Linked DNA regions of Homo sapiens: region 2 is linked to region 1. The links are chromatin loops, found by intact Hi-C in ENCODE. Cell type or tissue: MCF 10A. All regions are shown on one strand. Links, peaks and the distances in the headings refer to the core of each region. The heading gives the core; the rest is flanking DNA. Region 1 overlaps PBRM1 (polybromo 1). Region 2 overlaps PBRM1 (polybromo 1).

Region 1 (2,917 bases), core at 158-2,657:
TTATATGTATACTACATCTGTTAATGGACATGTAGGTTGTTTTCACATTTTAGCTATTGTGAGTAAAACTGCTCTTACCAGTGGTGTACAAGTAGTTGATCCTCTGATTTCTTTTGGATATATACCTAGAAATAGAATTGCGAGGTCATATGGTAACTCAGTGTTTAACTTTTTGGAGAAACTGCCTAAATATTTTCCACAGCAGCTGCACCATTTTACAGTCCCACCAAGATACAAGGGTTCCATTTTCTTCACATCCTTACCACCACTTGTTATTTTCTGTTTTGGGTTTTTTTTTTAATACAGGCATCTTAATGGGGTGTGAAGTAGTATTACATTGCCGTTTTGATTTGATTTTCCTGATGATGAATGCTGTTAAGCATTGTGTTTTTTTTGTTTTGTTTTGTTTTGTTTTGAGACAGAGTCTCGCTCTTTCGCCCAGGCTGGAGTGCAGTGGCGCAATCTCGGCTCACTGCAAGCTCCGCCTCCTGGGTTCAGGCCATTCTCCTGCCTCAGCCTCATGACTAGCTGGGACTACAGGCGCCTGCAACCACACCCCGCTAATTTTTTGTACTGTTAGTAGAGACGGGGTTTCACCGTGTTAGCCAGGACGGTCTCGATCTCCTGACCTCATGATCCACCCGCCTCGGCCTCCCAAAGTGCTGGGATTACAGACATGAGCCACTGCGCCTGGCTAAGCATTGTTTCATGTGCCTATTGGACATTCGTATGTCTTTTTTTAGAGAAATGTCAATTTATATCTTTTGCACATTTTTTAATTGGGTTATATATTTGTCTTAATGTTGAGTTGTAGGAATATATATTCTGTATACTAGACTCTTACTAGATATATGATTTGCAAATATTTTCTTCTATGGCTTATCTTTTCACTTTCTTGATAGTATCCTTTGGAGCACAAAAGTTCTTAATTTTGATAAAGCCCCTTTTTTTTTTTTTGAGACTGAGTCTCGCTCTATTGCCCAGGCTGGAGTGCACTGGGGTGCTCTTGGCTCACTGCAGCCTCTGCCTTCCGGGTTCAAGCAATTCTTCTGCCTCAGCCTCCTGAGTAGCTGGGCTTACAGGAGCGCACCACCAAGCCCAGCTAATTTTTTTGTATTTTTAGTAGAGACGAGGTTTCACCATGTTGGCCAGGCTGGTCTCGAACTCCTGACCTCAGGTGATCCACCCTCCTCGGCCTCCCAAAGTGCTGGGATTACAGGCATGAGCCACTGCACCCAGCCCATTTTGAATTAATTTTTTTTTTTTGAGACGGAGTCTCGCTCTTTCGCTCAGGCTGGAGTGCAGTGGCGTCATCCTGGCTCTCTGCAACCTCCGCCTTCCAGGTTCAAGCAATTTTCCTGCCTCAGCTTCCTGAGTAGCTGGGAGTACAGGTGCACGCCACCACGCCCAGCTAATTTTTGTATTTTTAGTAGAGATGGGGTTTCATCATGTTGGCCAAGGACGGTCTCGATCTCTTGACCTCGTGTTTCTGCTGCCTCGGCCTCCCCAAAGTACTGGGATTACAGGCATGAGCCACTGCGCCTGGCCAAATTAATTTTTATATATGATAGGAGGTAGGAGTTCAACTGCATTCATGTGCAGAAGTGGAAATCCAGTTGTCCTGGTACCGTACCATCTGTTGAAAAGAGTGTTCTTTCCCCCAATGAATTGTCTTGGAACCCTTATCAAAAATCAATTATCCATAAAAGCCCTATTATATTGGTTTATTTCTACACTTTCAGTTCTATTCCATTGACCTATATATTCTATCCTTATGCCAATACATATTGTATTATATCTTTTTTTTTTTTTCTTGAGATAGGGTCTCACTCTGTCACCCAGGCTGGAGTGCAGTAGTGCAATCACAGCTCACTGTAGCCTCAGACTCAGACTTCCCAGACTCAGATGATTCCCACCTCAGCCTCCCGAGTAGCTGGGACCACAGGCATGCACCACAACATCCAGCTAATTTTTTGTATTTTTTTGTAGAATTTGGGGGTCTCACTATGTTGCCCAGGCTGGTCTCAAACTCCTGAGCTCAAGAGATCTGCCCACTTCAGCCTCTCAAAGTGCTGAGATTACAGGCTTGAGCCACCATGCCTAGCCCCTTTCATATCTTTAAAATTGTTAATTATATGAATGTATTCATCCAAAAATAATAAAATGTTAAAACAGTTAGTAACTATGACCACAGTTTACTCCTTTAATTTCTTTCTAATTTTCTCTTTCAGGAAAGTGTGCTGTGTTGTCATTCAAGGACTTCCTCTCCTGCAGGCCAACTGAAATACCAGAAAATGACATTCTGCTTTGTGAGAGCCGCTACAATGAGAGCGACAAGCAGATGAAGAAATTCAAAGGATTGAAGAGGTTTTCACTCTCTGCTAAAGTGGTAGATGATGAAATTTACTACTTCAGGTAAAGCTTGAAAAACTTAAGGAAAAAAGAGCACTTCCATTAACTGATAGCAACATAGTGTAGTCCAGTGTTTTTAATTTTTTATTAGATCTTAAACTAGAGTAGTAAATATTTCAAATAGAAAATATTTATTCACTTAAAGATTAAAGGAAAGACTTCATAATCTGCTGGGACCTGGTGGCTGCTCTAATAGTGCCCTTGGCGTAGACTCCAATAATTGTGGAATGAGGCAGAAACACTTGGTTCTGGTTTATATCCTGTCAGGAGATTTCTCAGTTCCACAGATTATGAAAACTCTTTTTGCTGTGTATAGGCAACTAGATCCCAACTTTGGACACAATACTTTTGTGGATATTCAGCATAATTATTTAAAAACAAGCATCTCTAAGTACAAGTAATTTCATAAATACACATTTAAACTCTTTCCATGCTGCCTTTAGAGCATATATTGCAGATTGCAGGAAGTCACTTCTAGTTGTTAAGGTGGAACACTGCTTTCCGG
Region 2 (2,917 bases), core at 281-2,780, 71 kb before region 1:
TTTGATAATTGTTTCAGTTCCCATTCAAGATAAAAATTATTTGCTAACTAGTAAGAGAGGGGGATATTGATATAAAGTATCTCCTTTTTTTCTTTTTTCTTTTCTCTTGAGACGGAGTTTCGCTGTTGTTGCCCAGGCTGGAGTGCAATGGCGCAATCCCCGCTCATGGCAACCTCTGCCTCCCAGGTTCAAGTGATTCTCCTGCCTCAGCCTCCGGGTAGCTAGGATTATAGGAGCCCGTCACCATGCCCGGCTAATTTTTTTTTTTTTTTTTTTTTTTTGTATTTTTAGTAGAGACATGGTTTTGCCATGTTGGCCAGGCTGATCTCGAACTCCTGGCCTCAAATGATCCGCCCGCCTCAGCCTCCCAAAGTGCTAGGATTACAAGCATGAGCTACTGCGCCCAGCCTTCTTTTTTTCTTGAGACTGGGTTTTACTGTGTCACCCAGGCTGGAGTGCAGTGGCGTGATCTCAGCTCACTGCAACCTCCACCTCCGAGGCTCAAGCAATCTTTCCACATCAGCCTCTGGCGTAGCTGGGACCACAGGCACATGCCACCACACCCAGCAAATTTTTTATATTTGTGATAGAGATGGAGTTTCATCATTTTGCCCATACTGGTCTCAAACGCCTGAGCTCAGGCAGGCTACCCACCTCTGCCTCTCGAATTGTTGGGGTTACATGTGTGAGCCACAGTGCCCACCAAGGGTATCTCCATTTTTAATGGAGAAAAGGTAACAGCATTTCCCTTACCAACAGAAACAAGGTAATACTGTTACCTTTGTTGGTCACAGTACTAGCCAGCCTACAGTGACAACAATAAGGTGTAAGGATCAGAAAAGATGTATAAGGATTACAGTTGACAGTTTTTTTAAAAGATGCCGCTTACAGTAGCAACAAAATATATACCTAGGTGTAAATCCAACTGCAGGCTCTTTAGGGGAGAGATCAGAGGTATTAGAGTCAGAAAAGACTAGTTTCAAATTCTTATCTGCTTCTAGCTCCATGACTCTGGTTCCTAATCCCCTTCAACTGCTTTATGTGGTGGCTGAACTTGTGCAAGTAATTAACCTCATATGCCCAGTTTTCCCATTTGAAAAAGAAATAATACCCATCTTGTGTGTTGGTTTTAGGATTACCTGAGGCTGGTACTTATCAAGCTCTTAACACATAATTAAATTCTTTTTTTTTTTTTTAAGGCGGAGTCTCACTCTGTCGCCCAGGCAGGATTACAAGTGTGAGTCACTGCGCCTGGCCTAATTAAATTCTTTTTTTTTTTTTTTTTTTTTTTTTTTTTGGAGACAGAGTTTCACTCTTTTGCCCAGGCTGGAGTACAGTGGTGTAATCCCTGCTTACTACAATCTCCGCCTTCTGGTTTCAAGTGATTCTCCTGCCTCAGCCTCCCGAGTAGCTGGGATTACAGTCACCTGCCACCACACCCGGCTAATTTTTTTTATTTTTAGTAGAGACGGGGTTTCATCATGTTGGCCAGGCTGGTCTTGAACTACTGACCTCATGATTTGCCCGCCTTGGCCTCCCAAAGTGCTGGGATTACAGGCATGAGCCACCGTGCCCAGCCTAAATTCTTAATAAATGATTATGGTTCTTACCTGAGAGTACATAGCAACTATATGTTTATTCTGATCCATCAAGAAAAATTTAAATTATGGTCCTTACACACTGTTTAGGAGTTTGGGGAAATGAGCAACATATTTTTTATTTTTATAAAAATAATTACGTTTTGTTTGCTTTGGTGTTTTTATGATTTGCTTCTACCTAAAAATTCCCTCAGCAAGGGAATAGTCCTGGGGGATGTTTTAAATCAGTGGGCAAAGTCACAGAGATTTAAGGCTAAATCATGTCTGATAGAATCAGCCCAATCTAGGCTGGGCGTGGTGGCTCACGCCTGTAATCCCAGCACTTTGGGAGGCCGAGGCGGGCAGATCACGAGGTCAGGAGATCGAGACCATCCTGGCTAATATGGTGAAACCCCATCTCTACTAAAAATACAAAAAAAAACCAAATTGGCCAGGCGTGGTGGCACATGCCTGTAGTCCCAGCTACTCAGGAGGCTGAGGCAGGAGAATCATTTGAACTCAGGAGGCGGAGGTTGCAGTGAGCCAGGATCACGCCACTGCACTCCAGCCTGGCGACAGAGTGAGACCCCGTCTCAAAAATAAATAAATAAGAAATAAATAAAAAAGAATCAGCCCAATCTAAATTTATACTATCTTAAACTTCATGTTACTGTTTTAGTTCTGGGATCTCTGAATGGTTACTTGCTCCTTTTGGCCAAGCATAGCAAACAGTCTCTGAAGAAAGCACATTTCAGAAAGAAACTGTTTTGCAACCTTTAAAACTATTGTACTTTTACTATTTAATATTCTATTTCTATGTAATATTTCTCTAAACATGCAATTATGTTAAGCCTTTTTAGCATTATCTTTAATAAACATTTGAGAGGTTTTTTTGTTTTTGTATTTGTTTTTGAGATGGAGTCTTCATCCGTCACCCAGGCTGGAGTACAGTGGTGTAATCTCGGCTCACTGCAACCTCCGCCTTCTGGGTTCAAGCAATTCTTCTGCCTCAGCCTCCTGAGTAGCTGGGATTACAGGTGCATGCCACCATGCCCAGCTAATTTTTGTATTTTTAGTAGAGACGGGGTTTCACCATGTTGGCCACGCTGGTCTCGAACTCCTGACCTTGTGATTCACCCACCTTGGCCTCTCAAAAGTGCTGGGATTACAGGCGTGAGCCATCACACCCAGCCTTAGAGACTATTTTTTTAAAGTAATTATTCCCTTTATCTTAGAATTTTTTTAAAAAAGGGCCAGGCGTGGTGGCTCACACCTGTAATCCCAGCACTTTAGGAGGCTGAGGCTGGCAGATTGCCTAAGCTCAGGACCTTGAGACCAGT

What was found. Peaks named below come from ENCODE experiments on the same cell type or tissue, not always from the same donor. Only the 100,000 strongest peaks of a DNase experiment are listed, where the experiment ranks them.
Region 2: a loop joins it to region 1, with 2.0 times the contacts of the local background. A loop is called at or near these places in 3 of 110 quality-filtered maps.

What each region holds. Positions count from the first base shown.
Region 1 is chr3:52,563,548-52,566,464 of GRCh38, reverse strand. PBRM1 (polybromo 1) reads left to right here. Exons shown (of 32, transcript NM_001405607.1): 25 at 2,232-2,415. Among named protein-coding and RNA genes, the nearest start is that of UQCC5, 28 kb to the right of the region's middle. In MCF 10A, for the core only: no CTCF peak of the experiment used is centred there; no DNase peak of the experiment used is centred there.
Region 2 is chr3:52,635,138-52,638,054 of GRCh38, reverse strand. The region is part of intron 11 of PBRM1 (polybromo 1); the gene reads left to right. Among named protein-coding and RNA genes, the nearest start is that of PBRM1, 49 kb to the left of the region's middle. In MCF 10A, for the core only: no CTCF peak of the experiment used is centred there; a DNase peak (open chromatin) is centred at 1,244.